Linked DNA regions of Homo sapiens: all the other regions are linked to region 1. Evidence: chromatin contacts called from ENCODE Hi-C or POLR2A ChIA-PET data. All regions are on one chromosome and are shown on one strand. The core of a region is the stretch at or near the end of the contact, and the rest is flanking DNA. Distances in the headings are between cores, read along the strand shown. Region 1 holds the start of ZCCHC8 (zinc finger CCHC-type containing 8). Region 2 holds the start of POP5 (POP5 ribonuclease P/MRP subunit). Region 3 holds the start of ATP6V0A2 (ATPase H+ transporting V0 subunit a2). Region 4 holds the start of EIF2B1 (eukaryotic translation initiation factor 2B subunit alpha). Region 5 holds the start of RNF34 (ring finger protein 34). Region 6 overlaps RNF34 (ring finger protein 34). Region 7 holds the start of RILPL1 (Rab interacting lysosomal protein like 1).

The links. Hi-C counts contacts between places; a loop is a spot of excess contacts on that map. ChIA-PET counts read pairs that join two places held with the same protein, here RNA polymerase II (POLR2A). Pooled maps may share reads with other maps.
Region 2: a loop to region 1 is called in a map of naive thymus-derived CD4-positive, alpha-beta T cell, with 9 times the contacts of the local background. The contact joins the promoter of POP5 here to the promoter of ZCCHC8 in region 1. A Hi-C loop is called at or near these places in 1 of 168 maps with a recorded cell type or tissue (naive thymus-derived CD4-positive, alpha-beta T cell) and 6 of 50 pooled maps. POLR2A ChIA-PET finds 5 or more read pairs at or near these places in 1 of 52 experiments (naive thymus-derived CD4-positive, alpha-beta T cell).
Region 3: a loop to region 1 is called in a pooled map, with 11 times the contacts of the local background. The contact joins the promoter of ATP6V0A2 here to the promoter of ZCCHC8 in region 1. A Hi-C loop is called at or near these places in 5 of 50 pooled maps. POLR2A ChIA-PET finds 5 or more read pairs at or near these places in 3 of 52 experiments (AG04449, CD4-positive, alpha-beta T cell and GM10248).
Region 4: a loop to region 1 is called in a pooled map, with 10 times the contacts of the local background. The contact joins the promoter of EIF2B1 here to the promoter of ZCCHC8 in region 1. A Hi-C loop is called at or near these places in 1 of 168 maps with a recorded cell type or tissue (psoas muscle) and 8 of 50 pooled maps.
Region 5: a loop to region 1 is called in a pooled map, with 11 times the contacts of the local background. The contact joins the promoter of RNF34 here to the promoter of ZCCHC8 in region 1. A Hi-C loop is called at or near these places in 5 of 50 pooled maps. POLR2A ChIA-PET finds 5 or more read pairs at or near these places in 3 of 52 experiments (A673, CD4-positive, alpha-beta memory T cell and T-cell).
Region 6: a pooled map shows a loop between it and region 1 (5-fold over the local background). The contact joins the enhancer-like site here to the promoter of ZCCHC8 in region 1. A Hi-C loop is called at or near these places in 1 of 50 pooled maps. POLR2A ChIA-PET finds 5 or more read pairs at or near these places in 4 of 52 experiments (B cell, GM12878, T-cell and 1 more).
Region 7: a loop to region 1 is called in a pooled map, with 4 times the contacts of the local background. The contact joins the promoter of RILPL1 here to the promoter of ZCCHC8 in region 1. A Hi-C loop is called at or near these places in 1 of 50 pooled maps. POLR2A ChIA-PET finds 5 or more read pairs at or near these places in 2 of 52 experiments (BJ and WTC11).

The regions. Positions count from the first base shown.
Region 1 is chr12:122,499,397-122,502,832 of GRCh38, reverse strand. It overlaps ZCCHC8 (zinc finger CCHC-type containing 8), which reads left to right and starts at 1,901. Exons shown (of 14, transcript NM_017612.5): 1 at 1,901-2,191. The coding sequence starts at 1,993. RefSeq lists enhancers at 856-1,547, 1,483-1,662, 1,713-1,772, 1,973-2,052, 1,548-2,241 and 1 more and a silencer at 2,193-2,342.
Region 2 is chr12:120,579,758-120,583,193 of GRCh38, reverse strand. POP5 (POP5 ribonuclease P/MRP subunit) reads left to right here and starts at 1,792. Exons shown (of 5, transcript NM_015918.4): 1 at 1,792-1,851; 2 at 1,937-2,079; 3 at 3,271-3,420. The coding sequence starts at 1,832.
Region 3 is chr12:123,710,457-123,713,892 of GRCh38, reverse strand. ATP6V0A2 (ATPase H+ transporting V0 subunit a2) reads right to left here and starts at 1,540. Exons shown (of 20, transcript NM_012463.4): 1 at 1,211-1,540. The coding sequence starts at 1,327. LOC105370042 (a long non-coding RNA gene) reads left to right here. Exons shown (of 3, transcript XR_945477.4): 3 at 1-1,127. RefSeq lists a silencer at 1,166-1,715.
Region 4 is chr12:123,632,024-123,635,459 of GRCh38, reverse strand. EIF2B1 (eukaryotic translation initiation factor 2B subunit alpha) reads left to right here and starts at 1,774. Exons shown (of 9, transcript NM_001414.4): 1 at 1,774-1,915; 2 at 3,014-3,115. The coding sequence starts at 1,903. It overlaps GTF2H3 (general transcription factor IIH subunit 3), which reads right to left and starts at 1,631. Exons shown (of 13, transcript NM_001516.5): 1 at 1,588-1,631. The coding sequence starts at 1,600. RefSeq lists an enhancer at 1,558-1,747.
Region 5 is chr12:121,398,607-121,402,042 of GRCh38, reverse strand. It overlaps RNF34 (ring finger protein 34), which reads right to left and starts at 1,925. Exons shown (of 6, transcript NM_025126.4): 1 at 1,825-1,925. The coding sequence starts at 1,830. RefSeq lists enhancers at 754-1,285, 1,286-1,817, 2,303-2,382.
Region 6 is chr12:121,423,670-121,427,105 of GRCh38, reverse strand. It overlaps RNF34 (ring finger protein 34), which reads right to left. Exons shown (of 6, transcript NM_025126.4): 6 at 2,758-3,436. It also overlaps a transcript of KDM2B not described here. Among named protein-coding and RNA genes, the nearest start is that of MIR7107, 19 kb to the left of the region's middle. RefSeq lists an enhancer at 1,517-1,596. Within about 2 kb of position 1,730, at least 8 of the 41 ENCODE cell types and tissues checked have a DNase peak (open chromatin) inside an H3K27ac peak, as active enhancers do; they include B cell and GM12878, where a contact is called at or near this core.
Region 7 is chr12:123,532,050-123,535,485 of GRCh38, reverse strand. RILPL1 (Rab interacting lysosomal protein like 1) reads left to right here and starts at 1,767. Exons shown (of 7, transcript NM_178314.5): 1 at 1,767-2,312. The coding sequence starts at 2,004. RefSeq lists silencers at 839-1,024, 1,044-1,733 and an enhancer at 1,949-2,766.

The sequences.
Region 1 (3,436 bases), core at 652-3,151:
TGGGATTACAGGCGTGAGCCACCACGCCAGGCCTCATGCAGATTTTTCAGTGAAAGTAAACCTGGGAGGCGGAGGTTGCAGTGAGCCGAGATCATGCCACTGCACTCCAGCCTGGGTGACACAGTGAGACTCTGTCTCAAAAAATAAAATTTCAAAAAAAAAAAATTTAAATGGCCAGGCACAGTGGGTCATTCCTGTAATCCCAGTATTTAGGGAGGCAGAGGCAGGAGGATAGCTTTAGCTCAGAAGTTCAAGACCTACCTGGGCAATATAGGGAGATCCTGTTGTCCACAAAAAGAAAAAAAAAATGTTAAAATGTGTAAGTGACTTCCCAATGTTGTAAACGGAAAGAGGCTTCCTTAAGGGCCTTTGAGCACTGACCTAGCAGTGTTCCAACCTCATCTTGCTCCACTCTGCCTTTTCACTCAACATGGTGGTCCTTACACCTAAGACACTCTTCCATCCTCCCACCCCCAACTTTGCCGATCCTTAAAGTCTCACTTCCTCACTTTACTGACTCCCACAGACTAGGGTGTTTGTTAAATATTCATAACTTCCTGTGTTTTTCACCTTTTTTTTTTTTTTTTTTTTTTTGAGACAGAGTCTTGCTCTGTCGCCCAAGCTGGAGTGCAGTGGCACGATTTCGGCTCACTGCAACCTCTGCCTCCCGGGTTCAAGCGATTCTCCTTCCTCAACCTCCTGAGTAGCTGGGATTACAGGCGTGTGCCACTACGCCTGGCTAATTTTTGTATTTTTAGTAGAGACAGGGTTTCTCCATGTTGGTCATGCTCGTCTTGAATTTCTGACCTCGTGATCCACCTGCCTCGGCCTCCCAAAGTGCTGGGGTTGCAGATGTGAGCCACCGCCCCCGGCCCACATTTCTTTGTGTGATCAATATCCATCAACAACCATCTCGACCCAAGAACAGGAACATTTATAATTATGGGGTTTTTGTTGCTTTTTGTGGACTACAGCCTTCGTGAGAGGAGGAATTACTCTATTGTGGTTACTCTTGTAACCATACTCAGGTCCTAGACAAGTGCCTGGCCCATCGAAGGTGTAAGTAAATAATGTGATTGAATGACAGAAAGCCTCAACAGACAAATAGTTGAGTCTAGCTAATCTTACATTAAAAACGAAGCAAGCTCAATAAACTAATCTACAACAGTCATCTCTGTAGCAAAGCTGGAGTTTCTTATTCTCTTTTATGTTTATTTTTATTCAGTTCCCTTTCAGGCTATGGAGTTCCTTATTCTCTGGTGTGGCACGCACACCAGAATCTGTGAGAAGCTATGCGTCGTGCTCTGATTTTTCACCCTTAGTTGCCTAACAGGAACATCCCATACTGGTTTTTGTTTTTCTTTTTCTTTTTGAGACAGGGTCTTGCTTTGTCTCCCAGGCTGGTGTGCAGTGGCGCCATCTGGGCTCAATGCAGCCTCGACCTCTTGGGCTCAAACCCTCCCGCCTCAGCTTGCCGAGTACTTGGGACTACAATCGCCCAGCTAATTTTTATATTTTTTTGTAGTGTCTGGGTCTCGCTCTGTTGCCCAGGGTGGTCTCCAACTCCTGGGCTCACGTGATCCTCCCACCTCTGCCTCCCGAGTAGTTGGTATTACAGGTGTGAGCCACCCCGCCCTGCCCCCAGATTGCTTTAGCGCATTCTGACCTACTCCAGCTTTCTTCACATTTCAAAAAGCACCAATCCCAGGATGCAATGCAGACAATGAGTACCAGTCGCTTAGAAACCACACGTCCCAGCATGCCGTCCTCCGGGCAATCGCAAGCCCGATAGGCCCCGCTGCATTCCGGGAGTTGTAGTCTCTAGCGACTGGCCCCGCCCCGTGTGCAGCTTTCGCGGCCTGCGTCTGGAGAAAACCCTAGCGGGTGGCTCCGTGCGGCCAGAGCTCTAGAGAGTGGTGCCGCCTTCCAACCTTCTTCCCCAAGCCCTGGTGGCCGGCTCCGCCTCTTCTCGAATCTTTTCCACAGCCCAAAATGGCCGCAGAGGTGTATTTTGGCGATCTAGAGCTCTTCGAGCCGTTCGACCACCCAGAGGAGTCGATTCCGAAGCCCGTTCACACTCGCTTCAAGGACGACGACGGCGACGAGGAGGACGAAAATGGGGTCGGCGACGCGGAGCTACGGGAGCGGCTTCGGCAGTGCGAGGAGACCATCGAGCAGCTCCGCGCCGAGAATATCCTTTCCTCTCGCTGGGCCCTGTCACCCGGGTGTGGGGCCGGGGCAGCGCCAGGCGTGGGGCCGGGGCAGCGCCGGGCGAGGGCGAGGGCGCGGGCGGAAGTTCCAGGAGGGCCAGAATTCCAAGTGCTTTCTGTCACCCGCCGGCGGACCGAGAGTCTAGGGTTCGGGGCGCGCAGGCTGCCTCGGCGCAGACCTCTTCCCCTCAGGGAGGCCGTCTCCTGACCAGACCCACTCCTGCCTCCCACCCGGGTGCCGTGTTTAGGGTTATTTTAGGCTGCTCACCTGACAGATTGTACACAAGCCCTTAATTGCCCCCCTCTGTTTGAGGTCGTGGTGAGGTTTCATATTTCGCAGCCACGCTCAAATTGTGCCGTCATGTTACAGTTGTAGGTGATGAAATACCGGCTGCTTAGACGCGGGATCGGTTTTTATACCGGGGCAAACGCTAGTGGTCCCAGAATGCAGAGTTGGGGGCCTCAAGGAATCCGGGTGTGCTGAGATAATTGGTTAATTGCTTGATTAAAATTGGGGATTAATTTTAGAGTTCTTCCACTCGGAGCTCGCTTCTGTGCTGAAGATGCTTTGCAACGCCTTGAGGAAAACGCGCCAAAGAAGTTTCTGTTAGACTTGAGTTACAAGATTGCAGATTTTTCTTGATTTGCTAGTATGTTTTTTTTTACGTTCGTAGAGTTTTATAGGTAGATAGATAACTTTGGTTCGGGTAGTTTTCCTTTTAAAATTTGTAGAGAACTGAAAGTGGCTGATATGTTAGCTTTTTTAGGGGGACGGGGTCGGGGAATGGAGTCTCAGTCTGTTGCCCAGGCTGGAGTGCAGTGGCGCGATCTCGGCTCACTGCAACCTCCGCCTCCCGGGTTCAAGCGATTCTCCTGCCTCAGCCTCCCGAATAGCTGGGATTACAGGCGCCCGCCACGGCGCCCAGTCAGTATATCAGTTTTTAAGGTTTGTGAAGCGCGATTTATTTTTTCAGAATGTCGTCTTCCTCCACATTGTGAGGAAAATTTTCAGAATACAAAAAGTTGAGGCCGGGCGCTGTGGCTCAAGCCTGTAATCCCAGCACTTTGGGAGGCCGAGGCGGGTGGATCATGAGGTCAGGAGGATCATGAGGATCAGGTGGATCATGAGGATCAGGAGGTCAGCCTGGCCAACATGGTGAAACCCCGTCTCTACTAAAAATACAAAATTAGCCGGGCGTGGTGGCGCGTGCTTGTAATCCCAGCTA
Region 2 (3,436 bases), core at 543-3,042, 1.9 Mb after region 1:
ACTGACCAACTTCACAATGGTACGTCCAAACAATGCAATACTGCACAGCTAAAAAACAGTATTGTCGCTGAAGAGCTGACATGAAAATATAGCCAAATGGCCAGGCGTGGTAGCTCACGCCTGTAATCCCAGCACTTTGGGAGGCCGAGGTGGGTGGATCACCTGAGGTCAGGAGTTCAAGACCAGCCTGGCCAACATGGGGAAACCCTGTCCCTACTAAAAATACAAAAATTAGCCAGTTGTGGTGGCACACACCTGTAGTCCCAGCTACTTGGGAGGCTGAGGCAGGAGAATCGCCTGAATCCAGGAGGCAGAGGTTGCAGTGAGCTGAGATCGTGCTCCAGCTTGGGCAACAGAGTGAGACTCCGTCTCAAAAAACTAAATAAATAAATACAAAAATTAGCTGGTCGTGGTGGCAGGTGCCTGTAATCCCAGCTACTCGGGAGGCTGAGGCAGGAGAATCGCTTGAACTCAGGAGGCAGAGGTTGCAGCCAGCCTCCTGGCTGCATTTATATAAAGTTTAAGAACAGGCAAAATTAATCTAGCAGGGTAGAAGTGGTAATAGTGGCTGATAGCAGTAAGCAATTTGACTGGAAGAGGGCTCAGGGAACCTTCTGGGATACTGGAAATGCTCTTTATTTTAATCTTGGAGGTGGTTATAGAAGTCTATCCATATGTAAAAATTCATTGAGATGAATACACTTAAGAATATGTACTTTATGTAATACCCCATAAGACATTTTTTTTAAAATACTTAAAAATAAAAGAAAAAACATAATTTAACAGAGGGCATAGTTCTCAAGCTGTTTTCTCTGTCTCAGGACCCCTTTACACACGTTACTGAGGGTGCCCAAGAGCTTTTAGTTTTGTGGGTTATATTTACTATGGACATTAAAGTTGAGAAACGTTTAAAAAACAATACACAATTCCTAGAGCAGTGACGTCATCACGTCAAGCAGCCTCTGGAAAACTTGACTGTTCACTCAGAGAGAATGAAAAAGACAAGTAACATCTTAGCATTATTATGAAAGTAATTTTGACTTCGGGGACTCCCAAATCGAGTGAATTTAGGAAATCTCAGTGGTCCCCAGACGGCACTTTGAGAACCACTGGCGCAGGGAGAAAATGACAGAAGAAAACACACTACACGACAACAGTTATTCTCTCTCAGTGCTGGGATTATAATTTATTTGCTTCTTTGTGCTTTTCTGTCAAAAAAAAAAGGTAAACGGAAATGGAAAATACAATGACCACGTATTGTTTCTGCGAGCAAAAAACGAGACGGCACACTCGCCTCCCTAAGATTGCTGAAAGGCCCAAACAGCAATAGCATATTTAGCTGTATGGAAGAATTAAACTGAGCTCAAACCTGAAAATAAAAGTCCGATTTCCCGTTTGTCAATGCCTGGGCTGTGAGGTGCAGGGTCTTGCCCTCAAAAGCTCCACCGTTCACCTTGGGGAGAGAATATACTCGCATACATAACTGTGGTGCAAGGTTCCCAGGGCCCCAAGGGTAGCGGCTACATCCTACACACTATTGTAAACTTCAGTGTGCAACAGAACCATCCATTACAGCTGCAAGGCGCTCCATCCCGGGGTTCAGCCCTCAAACTAGTCAGTGACCCTCCGCAGGACGCATGCGCGCTTACAAACGCAGTTGGGCGGGGCTTGAGAGAGCTGACAGACTTCGGCCTCTCAACTTTCTAGCTCCGCCCTAATATCCTGTCTCCTTCTCTGAATGGCTGAAAGGCTGCGGAAGCAAGCTTCCCATTGGCAGCGGACAGAATTCACATCCGGTTTGCACGCCGGACCGGAGAGCGCGGAGGCAGCCATGGTGCGGTTCAAGCACAGGTAAGCATTCCCTTCCAGACCCTCCCAGTGCCTTGCTGGGTCCTCGCGGCCCCGCTAGTGTCCACCTTCCTCTCGCCTGCCGCAGGTACCTGCTCTGCGAACTGGTGTCTGACGACCCCCGCTGCCGCCTAAGCCTCGATGACCGAGTTCTGAGCAGCCTCGTACGGGACACGATCGCCAGGGTGCACGGAACTTTCGGCGCAGCCGCCTGCTCCATCGGCTTCGCGGGTGCAAGGGCGCTGGGGGAAGAGGGGAACCCGGGAGGATGGCGGGATGTGGAGGGGGCAGGCGCCGGAGGAAGAAAGAAGGGGCACGAGTGGCCAAGCCCGTGCACCGTTTTTTGTAAGGTATCTCTTTAAGCGCCTGGGACCCCAAGCGAGAGTCCGAAATTAGCAGAGCGCTAAAAGGAGGGGCCCGAAGGCAGTGGGGCTTTGAGCTAGAAGCCTCTTTTTACCTGCTTGACAGGTAATTTCTGTAATTGGTTGTGATTGAATTTGATAGGGTAGAGAATTAAATGAGGGAAGCTGTGTATACTTCCTAGTAAGAGCTATTATATGACCGATTACATTAACATCATATGGAAAAAAATTGTCAAAAGTACTCCGGGAAAGCCCTTAAATAGTTGGTAAAGTACAGAACACATGATTGTCAATATATGTAAATACAGGATGAGCTAGGACAGAGGGGCCCTTCTTTCACACCACTTAAATTAGTTCCCACTTTAACCTTGTTTGAGATTGACTTCTGGAGAGTTAAATGCAGATAGACTTAACTCTCCTAAGTCAGGTGAGACTGAGAGCTGACTGCTACAATAATTACGGAGCCCAAATGCAGTAAAACAGCCTGTTTTTCAGGCAAGGGTTTTGTGGGGGTTTTTCCTAAATTAAAACGGATCGCCTCCTACCTGCTCCTATTTATTGAATTAACTAGTGAATTAGAAAGCATTTTCAATTCTAAATTCATTCACCAGTTCTGAGTGGTGTGCAACACAGTGGGTGTTTTGGCTTTTCTCTTTTACTCGCTGATAGATCTACGTGCCACTTGCCTACAACATACTTTTGGCACATAGTAGGCTCTGTTACTCCAAAGTTTTCCTTTTTTCGAGACAGTCTGGCTGTTGCCCAGGCTGCTGGAGTGCAGCAGCGAGATCGGGGGTCATTGCTGCCTCTGCCTCCTGGGTTCAGGCGATTCTCATGCCTCAGCCTCCTGAGTGGCTGGAATTACAGGTGCGCACCACCACACCCAGCTAATTTTTGTATTTTTAGTAGAGACGGGGTTTCATCATGTTGGCCAGGCTGGCCTCGAACTCCTGACTTAAAGTGATCTGCCCGCCTCAGCCTCCCAAAGTGCTGGGATTACAGGCGTGAGCCACCACACAGAGCAAAAGTTTTCCAAAATGATTTTTCTTTCCTGTTGTAGTTCGATATCTCAATGCCTATACTGGAATAGTGCTACTTCGATGCAGAAAAGAATTCTATCAGCTTGTGTGGTCAGCTCTTCCCTTCATCACATACTTGGAGAACAAAGGACACCGTTACCCATGCTTTTTCAACACATTACATGTGGGAGGTAGGAGTGAGGTGGT
Region 3 (3,436 bases), core at 291-2,790, 1.2 Mb before region 1:
TATTAGATATCTGATATCAATGGATATCAGATCTCGGGTAGGGCTGATCCCTTTTGAAATTAAGGACACCTTAGGAAGATTAAGGGAAACAGTCAGGAGATGAAAGTGGTGGCCAGGAAATAAAATGTTCGCCTGAGTGGATTTCAATTCAGTCAGTAAGTACTTGCTTCACGGTCTCCCTTCCACACCCTGTTCTTTGCCTTCTTAGCACTTATCACAGCTCATAATCAGAGTGTGTTTAATCTGTCTCCTCCCACACTGGAAGCTCCAGGAACACAGGGACTGTGTCTGCCTTGCTCACCACCGAGTCTCCAGCACCAAAAACAGTGCCTGAACATAGCGGGCAGTCAAGAAAAGCTTGTCTGTTCATTCAACAAATGCCTATCGATGCCAATGACTGCCAAGGACTGCGTTAAGGTACTTACTCTCAGAGGTTGACAGTCCTTGGTGGAGACAAACAATAAACAAGTAAATGGACAAACAAATGTTTATTATTACTTGTTGGGGAGACAGCTTCCACTCGACAAACAATGACTGAGTTCTTAAGTCCTTACACACAATGGTATGTACAGCATTAAGCATCAGTGACCAAAACACAAAAATCCCTCTCCTCAAGCAGATGACATCCAGCTCCTTCCCATTTCTGGCTCTGTCTGGGCTCCTCCTGTTCCCTCCAACAAGGACCCTCTCCCCAGATCTTCCCCACGGCTGGCTCCTTTCTATTTGGGTCTCAGCTGAAATATCACCTTCTCCGGGAGGCTTCCTCGACAATCCCTTCACACTCACCTCCCGCCCGAATCACCTTCACATCACCCCGTTTCTTCTTTATGGCAAACCTTTTCTGGTTGACCTATTTATTTGGTTAATGCGCCCCCCTAACCCCCGTAAAGTTCCAAAAGGACTCCAAGAGGCCTTTGTGGGATTTGTTCTCCCGCTGAGCTCGGTGCCCGGAGCTGATGAAGACCACACGGGCGATCCTAACTAACTGGGGCAGAGCAGCCGCCGACCACACAGACGGCCGGCGACCCTGGAGTCAGCCCCGCGCTCCGGGAAGCTTTGGCCGCTGAGCTGGGGTGTCATCTTCCCCGTCTGGACAATGGGGACGGGGCGCGCCCTTCCTCGGTGCTCCCCGCGGGAGGGCCCCAGCGATGCGCGGGATTGGGGGCGCCAGGAGAGCAGGTGCGGCCCGCGTCTCCCGGGCGACACTCACGTCTCGGAACTGGACCAGGCCTTTCTCGCCCAGGGCGCTGAGGCACTCGTAGGCCGTGCCCGACTGCAGGAAGAGCTGCGCCAGGCACATGGTCTCGCTCCGGAACAGGGACCCCATGGCGGGCCGACCCGCGCCCGGAGGGGCTCGATGGGCGGCGGCGGCTCCGAGCCGCGCGGGCCCGCACACTCAGCCGGTGCGGCCCGGGCCTCGAGCTCTTCCTGTGGCCTGGCCGCGGCCCCGCACTATGGGGCTCCAGACTGCAGCGGCCGCCCCCGGTTCTGCCACCGCGGCCGCCGCTCCAGCTGCCGCCACAGCAGTCCGCGAGGTCCCGCCCCCAAGCCACTGCCGGTTCCGGTTCCGCCCCCGCGTCCCGCCCCCCCCGCCGGCCGACCAATGGACGCCCGAGGTTGTCGCCGCACGACGTGGCGGCAGGGCCAACCAGCGCGAACCCGGCGGGTACGACCACTGCAGCTGGCGCTCCGCCGGACTGGACGCAGAGCTAAATCCCGCGCGGCTCCCCGGCTTTCCTGGAGGAGTCTCGCCGAGTGTGCACGCCGCGAAGCTCACCCGTTCCTAGTGCACGACCCTGTGCTGCTGCGTGTGTGTGTGTGTGTGTGTGTGAGAGAGAGAGAGAGAGAAACGGAATCTCACGCAGTCCCACAGGCTGGAGTGCAGTAGCGCGATCTCGGCTCACTGCAACCTCCGTCTCCCAGGTTCAAGCGATTCTCCAGCCTCAGACTCCCCAGTTGCTGTGACTACAGACGCGCGCCACCCGCGTCCAGCTAATTTTTTTGTATTTTTAATAGAGACGGGGTTTCACCATGTTGGCCAGGCTGGTCTCAAAACTCCAGAGCTCAGGTGATCCGCCTGCCTCGGCCTCCGCAGTGCTGGGATTACAGGCGTGAACCACTGCGCCCGGCCCTGCTGCTGGTTTTTTATGGATAGGGTTTCCCTCTGTGGCCCAGGGAGGAGTGCAGTAGCACGAGCTCGGCTCGCTGCAACCTTGACCTCCTGAGCTCAAGCGATCCTCCCACCTCAGCCTCTGGAGGAGCTGGGATTACAGACGCGCGCCATCACACCCGGCTAATTTGTTTTTAAAATGTTTATAGAGAAGGGGTTTCATCATGTTGGCCAGGCTGGTCTCGAACTCCTGAACTCAAGCAATCCTCCCGCCTTGGCCTCCCAAAGCGCTAGGATTACAGGCGTGATCCGCCGCCCGGAGGGATCCTAGGCTTCTTCGTGAAGTTGGAGTGTGCAGCCAGCATCCCAATCCAGTTTTCAAACATTTCCCACCGACCTCGCAAGACTCCTCCTGCTCAGTTGCAGTCTCCCCTTCCCGCCCGGCCTGGCCACCACAGGACAATTTTGTCTCGCTAAATTTGCCACCTCCAGGCTTGTCCTGTCGATGGAATCACACAGCACCCAGTGTGTGTTCCCCACACTGACCGGGAAGCAGTGGCCCCCCGCCCCAGGCCGCAACCTCACCGCTGTCCCAGTCGAGTCTCTGCTTACATATCCCCTTCCTTGAGACTGTCCCTGGAGTCACATCCTTGTTCTATTTCCTTCACTGCACCTGCCACCATCTGAAATTATCTTGTCTGTGTGTTAGTGCCAGTCTTCCCTGCTAGAATGGAAGCTCCACCAAGGTGGGGACATTGTTTCTGCCACTGTGGTATCTCCAAGCCCCAGCACATAGTAGCCACTCAATAAATAGTTCATGAATGCATACATAAATGTATAAACTTAAAAAAGTTAAAACCATAGACACTCCAGACCCCATTCTGCCAAACTGAGTTTTTTCCTTCTTTTAAGTACAAAAGGCGTCCTCACAAAGCCCACAAAATCAAGCTAAATTACCTGTCATTTGGAAGTTTTAAATTTATTTTCCATAAATACCTGAAATCCAAAGCTAGTTACACTAGGCTGGGTGCCCTGGCTCACTCCTGTAATCCCTGCACTTTGGGAGGCTGAGGCAGGTGGATCACTTGAGGTCAGGAGTTTGAGACCAGCCTGGCCAACATGGCAAAACCCCGTCTCTACTAAAAAAATATAAAAATTAGCTAGGCGTGGTGGTGGGCACCTGTAGTCCCAGCTACTCGGGAGGCTGAGGCAAGAGAATCGCTTGAACCTGGGAGGTGGAGCTTGCAGTGAGCTGAAATGGCATCCCTGGACTCTAGCCTGGGCAACAGAGTGACACTCTGTTTCAAAAGAAACAACAACAACAAA
Region 4 (3,436 bases), core at 525-3,024, 1.1 Mb before region 1:
CTGGGATTATAGGTGTGCGCCACCTTGTCCGGTTAATTTTTTTGTATTTTGAGCAGAGACGGGGTTTCACCATGTTGGCCAGGCTGGTCTCGAACTCCCGACCTCAAGTGATCCACCCACCTTGGCCTTCCAAAATGCTGGGATTACAGGCGTGAGCCACTGTGCCCAGCCACTTTTTTTCTTTTTTAATAGAAAAACAAAACAAAAAAATGTGTAAATCACACAACAAAGCACCTAGGACAGAAGCACTTAATACAACTGTGTCTGCCAGACAGAAAAAGCGTTGCCTGTAAAGAAAGGTGTGCATCTATACACATGCAATGACCCTGTGAATTTCCTTCTTTAGTTCGCTACCTCATTTGTAGACAGGAGCAATGCCAGGCCTGCCTCCCTCACAGGGTTGTGGTATGGTTTCACATCAATTAAGAGAGGATGGACAATTATTACAGTTCCTGAAAGGACTCCCCTATCTCTATTCTTGCTCCCCACAGTCCATTTTCCACACAACAGCCACAGTGATCTTTTAAAATTGCAAACCAGATCATAACACTTTCTGGCTTAAAACTCTACAATGTCTTTGTATTGCACCTAAAAATAAAGGCCAACTTCTCTATCACGGCCAATAAGGCCCTGCATGACCTGAAACTGGCTGGTTCTCTGATCTCATCCCTCTAGCCTCCTTTTAAATCTTCAAGACATCTGACTCTGTATGTGGTAGTTTAATGTATGAATGAGTCTCCCCACCATCCTCTACCCGCAAGCTCTCCATTTCTCCCTTCTCAGTGTAACTTGGTGGCTCAATCTGCCACAGGGCCCATGCACTTAAAGTGCACTTCCCCCAGAACTTCACATAATCATTCAAGTCGGTTTCAATATCCTGCACTTTTCCTAGGCCCCTATCTAAAACAGCTCCTCCTCAATCCTAGTCACAATGTACTATTGTAACTAGGACCGTACTGTTACATCATCTTCATAGCTCTTTTCATCCTTTGAAAAATAATTTATTTTTTAATTTTTTATTGACGAGGTCATGCCCTGTCGGCCATGCTGGGTGCAGTACTGCCATAATAGCTCACTGAAGCCTCGAATTCCTGGGCTCAAGTGATTCTCCCGCCTCAGCCTCCCGCGTAGCTGGGACCACAGACACGCGCTACCACGCCCGGCTAATATTTCATTTTTTTTGTAGAGATGGGGTCTGGCTGTGTTGCCCAGGCAGGTCTCGAACTCCCGGCTTCAAGCGATTCTCCCTCCTCGGCCTCCCAAAGTGCTGGGATTACAGGCCTAATCCACCGGGGTGCGACCCGGCCGAAATTATTTTTATTTATTGTCATCTGTTTCACCCAGTAGACTGTAACCTCCACTAAGGCCCCTGTCTGTCACGATCTCTGCTAAAATCCAGAAAATAATGCCTGTACACAGGAGGCGATCCAAAACTATTTACTGAATGAATGACTGAATGCCTTGGCTACTCCTCTAAAGACCAAACGGATTCTATCCAGCCCAAAAGACACATTCCATCTGGCCAGTCGTAGCCGGACCGAGACAGCCGAGCCCCGGAGTCGAAGTCCCGCCCTGCAGGGTCCTCACCGTCTGAAACCATGGCTGTCCCAGCACCTCAGCGCAGAGCAAGTGGTGGTCAGGGGAGCGTCTCAAATCCTGCGCAGCCCAACGTCCGGCGCCGCCAAGTGACGCACGAGGTGCTGTGACTCGTGCCAGCCCCCTAATCTGCGGAAGTGGAGTGCGGGGAGTGCGCCGGAAGAGGGGTACGGAAGTGCGCCGGAAGTGGGGTGCGGAGGTGTGCAGCGCGCTGTCAGACTGGCTCGCAGGCGGCGCGGCCGGCGGACCCGTTCGAGACAGCGCGGGCGGCTCGGGTCCCCTGGGGCTCCGCAGCAGGAGGACGCCATGGACGACAAGGGTAAATCAAGACAGGCCAGGGCTGCTAGGCTACAGCAGCGCCGTTCAGGGGTCCCCCCAACCTCTCACATCCAGGCTGAGCTCCCGAAGAGATTTCTTTTGAATTTCAGGCTGCTCCGCTGGTTGTGTTTCCAGAGTCACAACTAAATCCCTCGCGCTGCTCTTGTTTTCAGGGATGCGCCCTGGCAGTATCTGCAGGCATCCCTCCCACACATACGCTCCTTCCCAGTGCCAGTCTCCTTCCTGCCTTGTTGGATCTGTCATTAAAATTAGAATGAATAAGGCATATTTGATGTGCTCATCTAGTATGGTTATTAAGTGAAAAACAAGGGCAAACTAATACACTTTTCATGTAAAGAAATAAAGGGGAGTGGGTGGAACTCCATGTATAATATTTGTAACATATATGTGTATGTGAATAGACATGTATTAGCATAGACTGTCTGGAGGGGTGCAGGAGAAATTGGCAAGATGGTTGACTCTGGGATCCTCTCAGATTTTAGGACCAAAGAGGCTGAAGAGAGAATGACTTTTCATCATCATTTACTCGGGCTTAATTTTTAGGCCTTGCACACCAGTAGCTTTTTTTTTTTTTTTTTTGAGACGGAGTCTCGCTCTGTCACCCAGGCTGGAGTGCAGTGGCGCAGTCTCGGCTCACTGCAAGCTCCGCCTCCCGGGTTCACGCCATTCTCCTGCCTCAGCCTCCCAAGTAGCTGGGACTACAGGCGCCCGCCACTACGCCCGGCTAATTTTTTGTATTTTTAGTAGAGACGGGGTTTCACCGTTTTAGCCGGGATGGTCTCGATCTCCTGACCTCGTGATCCGCCCGCCTCGGACTCCCAAAGTGCTGGGATTACAGGCGTGAGCCACCGCGCCCGGCCACCAGTAGCTTTTTCAAAATAAAAAAGAGCTCTTGCAAACAGCAAAGTGGTATTTTCTCTATTCCCATCAACATTTATTGCATCCCTGAAACCAAATACCCTAAAAAGAAAGTATTTTTTAAATTGTTTGCTTCTTAAAGTCAACAGTCATTAACAAGCTCTCTTGCCTTATAGGCTGCTAAATGAATTAGGTGAATCACTTTTTTCCCTTTTTCCAGAGTTAATTGAATACTTTAAGTCTCAGATGAAAGAAGATCCTGACATGGCCTCAGCAGTGGCTGCCATCCGGACGTTGCTGGAGTTCTTGAAGAGAGATAAAGGTATATAGAGAGTCATCTGTTAACACTCTGGGACTTAGGATAGTCTTTTTTTTCTTTTCTTTTTTTTTTTTTTTAAAGAGACGGAGCCTCACTCTGTCACCCAGGCTGGAGTGCAGTGGCGAGATCTTGGCTCACTGCAACCTCCGCCTCCTGGGTTCAAGCAATTCTCCTGCCTTGGCCTCCTGAGTAGCTGGGATTATAGGTGTGCACCACCTTGTCCGGCTAATTTTTTTGTATTTTAGAGACAGGGTTTCACCATGTTACCCAGGCTGGTCTCGAACTCCTGAGCTTAGGCAATCTGCCCGCTTTGGCCTCCCAAAG
Region 5 (3,436 bases), core at 676-3,175, 1.1 Mb after region 1:
AAATCTACAGATGAGCATACCCACAATTAAACAATTTCAATATAAATCAACATTAAGTTAAATAATAAACATTTAACAGCCCAAATCCTCAATGGTGTAAATCCAGTTTCACAAAAACAAAAGCATCATTTATAACTGTCATCTGGCACAGGCTGATGTCTATTCAGGTCCATATTTTGCTTCTGAAAATACGTATCTTTTCTATAATTTCAATTGCCACCAAACTTTGTTTCTAAAATTTCATCTTAGAAAGTAGTACCTTCCACTTCAATTCAAAACACACGTCTGTTTTCAAAGAACTTGTTTAAAAATTTCAACACTGGACCTGTCTCTAATTCTTTCCTTCGATAGCTAGTTCCTTAATGGGCCACAAATTTAATATTAATAAAGATACTGATTCTTCGAGGCATTATATATAAAGATCCCTGCTTTGTTTTTGGATCTTAACACAGCAGAGGGTGGTTTTCAGGAAATAAAGCTACTTCTAGATACTTTAATAGATATTTCAAGCTGTAATAATATTTTATAACTAAACTGGAAAGTTAAAAATAAGCTTTTACAATATCCTCATACTTCAAGGCACAGTTCCAAAGTTACCTATTCCAAAAATATTCCTTGCTTTCTGTAGCCAGAAGTATCCTTTCTGGCTCCTGTGTTTTGTCCCTGCCTTTTTTTTTTTTTTTTTTTTGATACCTATAGCCTTCTGCCTTGTAATATGGTTACTTACAAATAACTCTTCTTTTGAATGGTAAACTGCCTTCCTAAGGGATGAGACTGTATTTTGAATTACTTCTCTTCACCATGTCTCCCTCTTGGCTAACGCACAGAAAACGTTCAACAAAACATGTGCTGAATTTCTGTGACCAGCTGACACTCTTTTTCAATCTTCTATAGTAAATCTTTGACGCTTTATGGAGACAGCGTTAATCTAGCAGCTCACCTGCTAGATTACCCACCCCCAGCACACCTCTGCACTGAGATTAACGAAACCATCTAGGTCTGAAAGTTATCATCACCTTATGACTCATCCCACTTGGTTTGAGTTCGGCAAATGAATCAATACCCTGAACTGACTGCTGTTCACAAAGCTCTTCAGAACTCTCAGTGATCGGGTTGAGAATCATCTCTCAGAAGTAGGCCGGAAACCCCGCTCCCCTTTCCCCTTTTCTTCAACTTCTCATCAGTAATGCTCCCACGCTCTCACTCCCACCTTGGAGAACTCAAGCTGCCAAATTCCTTGCTGCGTTTACCTAGTGGCGATGGAGGCACATCCAGCCTTCTCTAGTTCGCGGCCCCGACGTGCAGCCTACGAAGCACCCCTTCCGGGTGGCATCCCCACCCTGAGAGTTCTTTAACCCGTTAGCCTGGCCCTAGCCTCACCACCCCCTGCACCCCTCCTGTTCTCCTCGGTCCCACGATGTCCCCAACACTTGGGTTAGTTCAAGGACTCGGGGCGGGAAAGGGCACGCCGCGCGCCAAGGGACCGAGGCTCAGGCGAGCCCTGGCGGCTCTGCCTCAGGCCCCCGAGGAGGCGCACAGGGCCCGGCGCAGAGAGGGGCCCACCCGGCGCGAACGCTAGGGACGCCCGGCTTCTCCCCACCGCTCGGGTCGCTGACGGGGGTGGCACTGGAGGAGCTCGAGAGGGTCCGGCAGCCTGCCCTGGCTCGGTTGGGGCACCTGAAGCCGGGCAAGCGACCCCCCTCAGCGCAGCTCTCCGAGATGACGACTAGGTAACCGCTAAGGCGGAAAGAAAGGAGGCGCTTCAGGTGCCCTGGCAGGATAGGATTGGCGAGGAGGGTCTGTCCGGCTCCACCGGCCCCTCACCTTCATGGCCGCGACCGCCTCAGCTCGGCCGGCTCTACCAGGAAACTCAGCACCATAGCAGCTCCTCACACTGCCGACCTCCTTCCCTCTGGGCGGTGATTACCGCGCCCCGGGAGGCGACCGAGCGTCCGGACGTAAGGGGCGTGGTCACGCTCGCCGCGTGCCCCGGTAAAAGCGCAGAGCGGCGGCCACGACGACCAATAGGAAGCCGACTTTCGGGAGGCCGGTCACCAGAGCCAATGAAGCGACAGGGATTGGGCGGGGCCTCTGGCGTTCCTCCTGGCTGGGAGTGCGCGGGGAGGATTCTTTTCCGCCCCGAGCGAAGACCTGCGGACCTGGGCGTGGCGGAAGGCGCGCTGCGGCGCTGCTTTCTCGGTTGGGTGTTTGAAATGGGAGATAGCGTCCCTGAGGAAGCTGCTGCGGCTTTCTGGGCTAGGTGGTCAAGTTTCCGGGGAGGGGAGCGCGGGAAGGGCCGTGGTGAATTTGAACACGCCGGTTGGCTCGAAGGCCTTTGTTATGACCGTCAGAGCAGGGCCTCAGATTTCCTTCCCAGACGTTCCCGCGTTCATGCTCGGTGATGACCTCGGGGCTCCTCACTCGTGGGTCCGGTAAGGAGCGGCAGCTGCACTCGCTAGGACGCGGCCTTTAAAAACAAGACTTATTGAAAACACTTAGAAAACCAAGGGCTCTCAAATCCCAAGGGCTCTTTGAAAAGCTGTATTCAAAATAACCAAAATCGTAGCATAATAAAAGAATTTGCTCGAGTCTTGGAATTGCCTTTGGACAGAGAAACTGAGGTTGTAAATTAAGGTATCGATTTCTTCAGCTGTACTGGATGACAGTTTATTTTCCTACACCTTTTTTTTATTTTTGACAAGGTCTTGCTCTTGCCCAGGCTGGAGTGCAATAGTGTGATCTCGGCTCACTGCAACCTCCGTCTCCCGGGTTCAAAGGATTCTCCTGCCTCAGCCTCCCTAGTAGCTGGGACTTCGTGCGCCCGCCCCACACCCGGCTAATTTTTTCTATTTTTAGTAGAGACTGGTTTTCACTGTGTTGGCCAGGCTGGTCTAGAACTCCTGGCCTCAGGTGAGCCGCCCACCTCGGCCTTCCAAAGTGCTGAGATTAGCCACCGGGCCCAGCCGATTTTCCTACACTTTTTAATCTCACCTCTAACTTAACCAGTATTTAAGATTTTAAACATAAAAAAGTCAGTTCGCTCTTCATGAGGACCTAAGACTGTTCTGTTATTTATATACATTATAGATTTGCTTCGACAAGTTGTGCTATATTAGATTAAAACACACGGAGAGAGAGAGAGTGCGTGGCAGGCCACTTCCTTAGACTGAAATAATGCATCAGAGTATGTATTTCTCTTGCTTCAAGTGCTGCTCAGATAATGTCACTTCTTATCCATAATAGTCCTAGGTTTTTTTTGGAAAAATGTACAGAAAGCCTTTCATTCACGATGTAGGACGCAGCTGAGCTTCATTGGAAGAGAAAGTATTAATTAATTCTCCTAATGATCTAGACACAAAGCAACTCAATAAAAATGTTCTTGGGGTACAAAGCCATGGTTGTCCCTCATTAGAAAAGGCCTGGCAGGTCTACCTCC
Region 6 (3,436 bases), core at 481-2,980, 1.1 Mb after region 1:
CCTAGAAAAGAGGCTCTGTCCCTTCCTCTAGGGAATCTGATGTTTACAAAGGAAGACACCATGGCACCTCAAATGACATCCTTTCATATTGTGAAGATGGGATAAAGAGACTTCACTGTATTCCACTGCAGACTTATCCATATGACATGACCTATTTAAAAAATTTACTTAAAGCAGCATGGGGCTGGGTGCAGTGGCTCATACCTGTAACCCCAGCACTTTGAGAGGCCGAGGCGGGCGAATCACCCGAGGTCAGGAGTTTGAGACCAGCCTGGCCAACATGGTAAAACCCTGTCTCTATTAAAAATACAAAATTAGCTGGGAGTGTAGTATGCACCTGTGATCCCAGCTACTCAGGAGGAAAAGGCAGAAGAATCACTTGAACCTGGGAAGCGGAGGTTGCGATAAGCCAAGATTGCACCATTGAACTTCAGCCTGGGCAACAGAGCAAGACTCTGTCTAAAAAAAAAAAAAAAAAAAAAAAATTGTTTAAAATTATCCAGGCATGGTGGTATGCATTATATGCCAGCTCCTGGGGAGGCTGAGGCGGGAGGGCTGCTTGAGCCCAGAAGTTAAGACTGTAGTGAGCTATGATCATGCCACTGTACTCTGCCTGGGTGGGCAACAGCAAGACTCTGTCTTTAAAAAAAAAAGGGGGGGGAGGGGGTAGAAAGGCATGCCAGTTTAAAAATTCAAATTCCAGGGGGAAATGCTTGCCCTCTGCCAAACAAGCCAATTTCCAAGTATCAAGCCTGTTACACTAAACATTTCTGTTGTCTGACATTTCTATTATCTGGCTAATAAACCAGGGTTACTTCAAACTACTATCTAAAAAATCCACCAAGCATTTTGTACTCTTTCTATAAAGAAGCCACTAAAACTTAATACACAAATCTAAGAGTAAACATTAAACTGCTTTAAACTAAGACTGTATAAATCTGAATTTTTGAATTTAAGTTTAGACAAAACCAGCACCTACTGCTTAGCTTCTATGGCCTGGATTTAAAGACTTGCCACCACCAAGTTACCAATTTGGAGGAAATGTTAAGATTTCCAGAGTCTCATCAAAAGATTACTTTGGGAGGAAGAGGCGGGTGGATCATGAGGTCAGGAGATTGAGACTATCCTGGCTAACACAGTGAAACCCCGTCTCTACTAAATATACAGAAAAATTAGCCGGGCGTGGTGGCGGGTGCCTGTAGTCCCAGCTACTTGGGAGGCTGAGGCAGGAGAATGGCATGAACCCAGGAGGTGGAATTTGCAGTGAGCTGAGATCACGCCACTGCACTCCGGCCTGGGCAACAGAGCGAGACTCTGTCTCAAAAAAAAAAAAAAAGTTTAGACAAAAAGCACAAGTGCCCACAAAACTCTGGCAACTTATGCTGCTTCTAAAGGGAAACCATGACCTGCTCAAGCCAGTTACTACCAATTGTGGTTGCAGACAAACAAGTGGGAGGCCTTGATTTACATGCTTTGATCTTCAAAAGCAGAAAATTTTTTTCTTTACTATTAGCCACACAAACTTTCTGCCCAAAGCACAGGGGCATCTGCCTCCTGGTGTTCACAGGTATTTTCAGCTCTGTTGATGGACTAATAAATTCTGAGCACCCAAGGCCATATGTGTTACTCACTGCACAGTCAGGAGATAACAGACTCTGAGAAGTGGCCACTCCCAGCTGCACTGAAATGACAGTTGGTCTCAACTCAACCATCCTGAGTCAAGTCAAGTTGGACCTAAAAGAGATTTCACAACATTTTTGCATAATAGCTCAAGTTCCTCTTTTTTTTTTTTTTTTTTTGAGACGGAGTTTCGCTCGTCGCCCAGCCTGGAGTGCAATGGCACGATCTTGGCTCACTGCAACCTCCGCCTTCCAGTTTCAGGCGATTCTCCTGCCTCAGCCTCCTGAGTAGTTGGGATTACAGGGACCCGCCACCATGCCCAGCTAATTTTCGTATTTTTAGTTGAGACAGTTTCACCATGTTGACCAGGCTGGTCTCGAACTCTTGACCTCATGATCCACCCGCCTCAGCCTCCCAAAGTGCTAGGATTACAGGCATGAGCCACCACACCTGGCCCAAGTTTCTCATTTCTTATGTGGTACTGGAAGGGTTAAGAGCAACTCTGGCATCAGAGCTAGGTTCAAATTCTGCATAGCCACTTTTTAACCATGAGGTTTTAGACAAGTCTAACTTCTCAGAGGTTAGAGAAGCAAAGCAATGTTTATTTCAGAAAGTTGCTTTGAGGACTGCAGAGGCAACTACAGCACCTAGCGCAATACCTGGACACAAGAAACAGCACATCAGCAGTTAACCTTACTGATAAGCAAGCAGGAAATGTAAGCACTGTTGCTCATGTGGCATTGTTTTTTTCTTTTTTTTCTTTTTTTTTTTTTTTGAGACAAGGTCTGGCTCTGTTACCCAAGTTGGATTTCAGTGGTGTGATCTTGGCTCACTGTAACCTCCACACCCAAGGCTCAAGCCATCCTCCTACCTCAGCCTCCTGAGTAGCTGGGACTACCACGCCTGGCTAATTTTTTCCAAAGACAGGGTTTCGCCATGTTGTCCAAGCTAGTCTTGAACTTGTGAGCTCAAGCATTCCTCCAGCCTCAACCTCACAAGGTCCTAGGATTACAGGCGTGAGCCACCGCACCCGGCCCCCATGTGACATCTTTGAAGGTGCTCCCACCATCTCTTCTGAAGAGGGGTGCTAGGCCAGGTCACTTGATTTAGGAACTGACCAAGACAATGTAAACAAAAGCTTTTAAAACTAATTTTATTCCTAAAGTTAAAATCAGCTAGCGGGTAGCACTGAAAATACACCTTCACTATACAAAACAATGTAAACTGATTACACATTAATAAGGAATTTAGCACACACACTTCTAATAAAAGAAGCTAGATGCAGCCCTTGCTATAAAAAGCTATACCTGAACAAAAATGGACATGTGGAGTCTAAGGCCCTGGCAGTCGACTAGAGAATGTCAGTTGTTCCCAATTATGTTTAAATGCAGAAACAGCAACAATGTGGAAACTTACATTCATCAAATGTTAGCATTTAAAATATACATGACTAATAAAGTGAACATTCAGAGGAGCCACTGCTCAGCATGTTCCATGTCGGCCACTTGTGGACACTGATCTCATCCAAAGAGGACAGAAGTTTCAAACATCTGAGCAGTTTAAGTTAAAAATAGGATGAAGGGGAAATAAGAGAACAGGATAAGTGTCCTCCCAAGACAGCAGTGGCTGATGCCCACATGGCGCAAACAGGCTGACTTCAATGAGTGTTCACGGGATGTGTGATAAAGCCCAGCTGAGCCCGGGAAGCTCACGTGTCCACAGGCAGACAGGCTCACGGCATGGACCAATGTTTCCACAACTCAGGATGGATCTTTCTGTCCCCACTTAGTAGTCAAAATAATGTTTTAAAATAGCT
Region 7 (3,436 bases), core at 518-3,017, 1.0 Mb before region 1:
TTCTTTTTTTTTTTTGAGACGGAGTTTCGCTCTTGTTGCCCAAGCTGGAGTGCAGTGGCACGATCTTGGCTCACTGCAACCTCTGCCTCCCAGGCTCAAATGATTCTCGCGCCTCAGCCTCTTGAGTAGCTGGGATTACAGGCACATGCCACCATGTCTGGCTAATTTTTGTATTTTTAGTAGAGGCGTGGTTTCACCATGTTGGCCAGGCTGGTCTCGAACTCCTGAGCTCTAGAAATTTTCCCACCTCGGCCTCCCAAAGTGCTGGGATTACAGGCGTGAGCCACCCCGCCTGGCCTTAATTTTTTTTTTTTTACTATTTATTTATTTATTTATTGTATTATATTATTATTTTGAGATGGAGTCTTGCTCTGTCACCCAGCCTGCAGTGCAGTGGCGCGATTTCGGCTTGCTGCAACCTCCGCCTCCCGGGTTTAAGCAACTCTCTGCCTCAGCCTCCTGAGTAGCTGGGATTACAGGCATGCGCCACCATGCCCGGCTAATTTTTGTATTTTTAGTAGAGACGGGGTTTCACCACCTTGGCTAGGCTGGTCTTGAACTCCTGACCTCGTCCACCTCAGTCTCCCAAAGTGCTGGGATTACAGGCGTGAGCCACCGCGCCCGGCCAACTTTTAGATTTTTAATCAATACGTGCCACGTTGGGGTGCGCTTTATGGCTACAAGGGCATTAAGATTTCTTCCCTCAAGGAGCCAAGATCTGACGGTGGAAACCTACCTGCAACCACACGGTGAAAACTCAGGATGCTAAGAGCAATCCTGATGGGGCAAGCAGGGGACTGTGAGTTTGCAAGGGGGTCCTTAACTCCTGCGTGGGGGGCGGGGAGGGTGGATGGGGTTCTGGGTTCAGGAAACGTTCTCCCGGGAGTGGGAGGGGGTCTGATGGACAAGTGGATTTGGCCAGCCCAAATGGACAGGGGGCCTTGGGACAAGAGAACTCGTGGTGCTGGAATGCCAAGCGGGCTTCGCTCTACTGTGAAGTGGCGTTCATGTCACAAGGAGCCAGTGATGGATGTGGCTCGGGGAGGCGCGCCCTGGGGCTCCGGGGATCCAGCATTCCTCGACACGTCGGCCCCTCTCCGGGCGCCTCTGCAAGTCCGCCTGGTGGCCGGGTCTGCGCGGAGTGTCTGCGGGCCGGGGGGGGTCCCCGTTCTCTTCCTGGGATGAGCCCCAGCCCGGGGACCTCCTCGTGACCCCTCCATCCCTCTCCAAGGCCGGGGCCGCTACCCGGAGCAGCGAATCGTCCCGCGAGACCAGCGCCCCCGGCCCCCTCTCCCGGGGCGGCCTGGACCCCTCCCGGCGGCCGGGTGGTGGGAGGAGTCAGCGCCGGGCGGGGGAGGGGCGGCCGGGGCACGGGTGAGGGGCGCCGCGGGTCCGGCGGCTGGAGAGGGGGGCCCGGAGTGCAGGCCGCGGAGTCGGCGCTTGGGGGGGTACCCCGGGGCGCCCCCGGGCGGCGGAAAGCGGGCGCGCCCCTGGCCAGGCCGGGATTGGGGCGGGGCGCGCGGCCTCCCTGTGGGGAAGCGATCACCCGGCCTCGCAGCCGCCGCCGCCAAAGTTTCCCGGAGGAGCCGCGGGCCGCCCTTCCTCTCCGGCCCCGCGCTCTGCCGCCCCTCAGGCCCGCACCGCCCCGAGGCGCCCGGCCCGGCTCCATTGAGCGCAACTCGGATCCCAACTTGGGAGGCGCCGCGGGCCTGCGCACGCGCGCGCCCTCCCCGCTGCCGCCGCCGCCGCCGCCGCCGCCGCCGCCCACTCGGGAGCAGCTCCGGGCCGAGCCGGGCGCCCAGACCCCGGGCCCGCACACCCCGCGCCGCCGCCCGTGCCCGCGCCCGCGCCCGCCGCCCGCTGCCCGCTGCGCCCTCGCCCCAGCGCCCGCTGAGCGCGCCCGCCCGCGGCCCAGGCTGGGCCCGGCCGGCCCGGCCCTCGACAGCGGCAAGTTTGGGAGTTGCACGAGTTTGCGGGGCGGGGGACAGGCCAGGAGGGTGGCCATGGAGGAGGAGCGGGGGTCGGCGCTGGCGGCCGAGTCGGCGCTGGAGAAGAACGTGGCCGAGCTGACCGTCATGGACGTGTACGACATCGCGTCGCTTGTGGGCCACGAGTTCGAGCGGGTCATTGACCAGCACGGCTGCGAGGCCATCGCGCGCCTCATGCCCAAGGTCGTGCGCGTCCTGGAGATCCTGGAGGTGCTGGTCAGCCGCCACCACGTCGCGCCCGAGCTGGACGAGCTGCGCCTGGAGCTGGACCGCCTGCGCCTGGAGAGGATGGACCGCATCGAGAAGGAGCGCAAGCACCAGAAGGTGGGCGGCGGCCTCGGTCTGTCCGTCCGGGCAGTGGGACCGCGGGGACCCAAGGGCTCTTCCGCATTGGGCAGCTGTGGGTGCGCACGTGTGTGTGTTCAGGGACCGGACCAGAGGAGACCCGACGTGGGGAGGGAGGGAGGCCCTGGCCTTCTTTTGCCCGACCAGGGGTGGCTGGCAGATACCACCCGAGAGATTAAGAGCTGTTCTCTGGAGTTCCAATCCCACCTTTACCGTTTAATAGCTGTGTGACTTTAGGTAAGTTACTTAACCTCTCTGTGCTTTATTTCCTCACCTGTCAAATGGTAATCATAATAGGACCCACCTTAGAAGAATTAAATGGGACCATATAAGCTAAGTGCTTAGACATATTATTCTCTTCCAGACATGAAATAAGCCTCTTGGCCTCCCGAGTTACCAAGAAGATGTGACATCAGGCCCAGGACCCTTTCTTCATCCCCCCCCCCCCCAGTCTCCCCAGAGCAAAGGGAATGTGACCTCCAGCCACTGAGCTTCGTGACCCCTAGTCTTCGGGTTCATATTTGCAACTTTCTTCCCGGGACTCCCCTAGCTTATGAACCTGTGGTAGCCCGTGTTCTCTCCTCTGATTTTATCCTTAATCCTCACAGGACTCTATAGAGACTATCTTCATTTTACAGATAAAGAAACCGAGGGTCACAGTGGGAGGAGCAATTTGTCCCAAATTAGTGGTGAGAGAGTCCCAGCCCCCGTGTCTCCTCCCCACCCTGTTTGAATTGGGGGAAAGGGATGATTTGGGGTGGCTTTAAGGCTAAGCCTCTGCCCTGTGATCAGGAGTCTCTCTGAATCAGGGCCTCCCCACTGGGCCTGGAGTTCAGACGAGGTTTCTGGAGAAAAGGAAGTGAAAGACATGTGGTTTCCTGCCCTAACCTCAGCCAGGGATGCTCTTGGCAGCCCCTTCAGACTGAGAATGGGAGGAAACACCTTTCCTTGAGGGATCAGGGTGCCTGAGCAGTCTCCAGCTTGCTGTTCAGCCTCAGGAAATACAGATGGCCTCTCTGAACCTCAGGGGCAGGCCATCCCTTATTGTGTACTTTGATGGATCTCTGTGTTTTGGAGTAAAATAGCCAAAGCTGGGTCTGAAC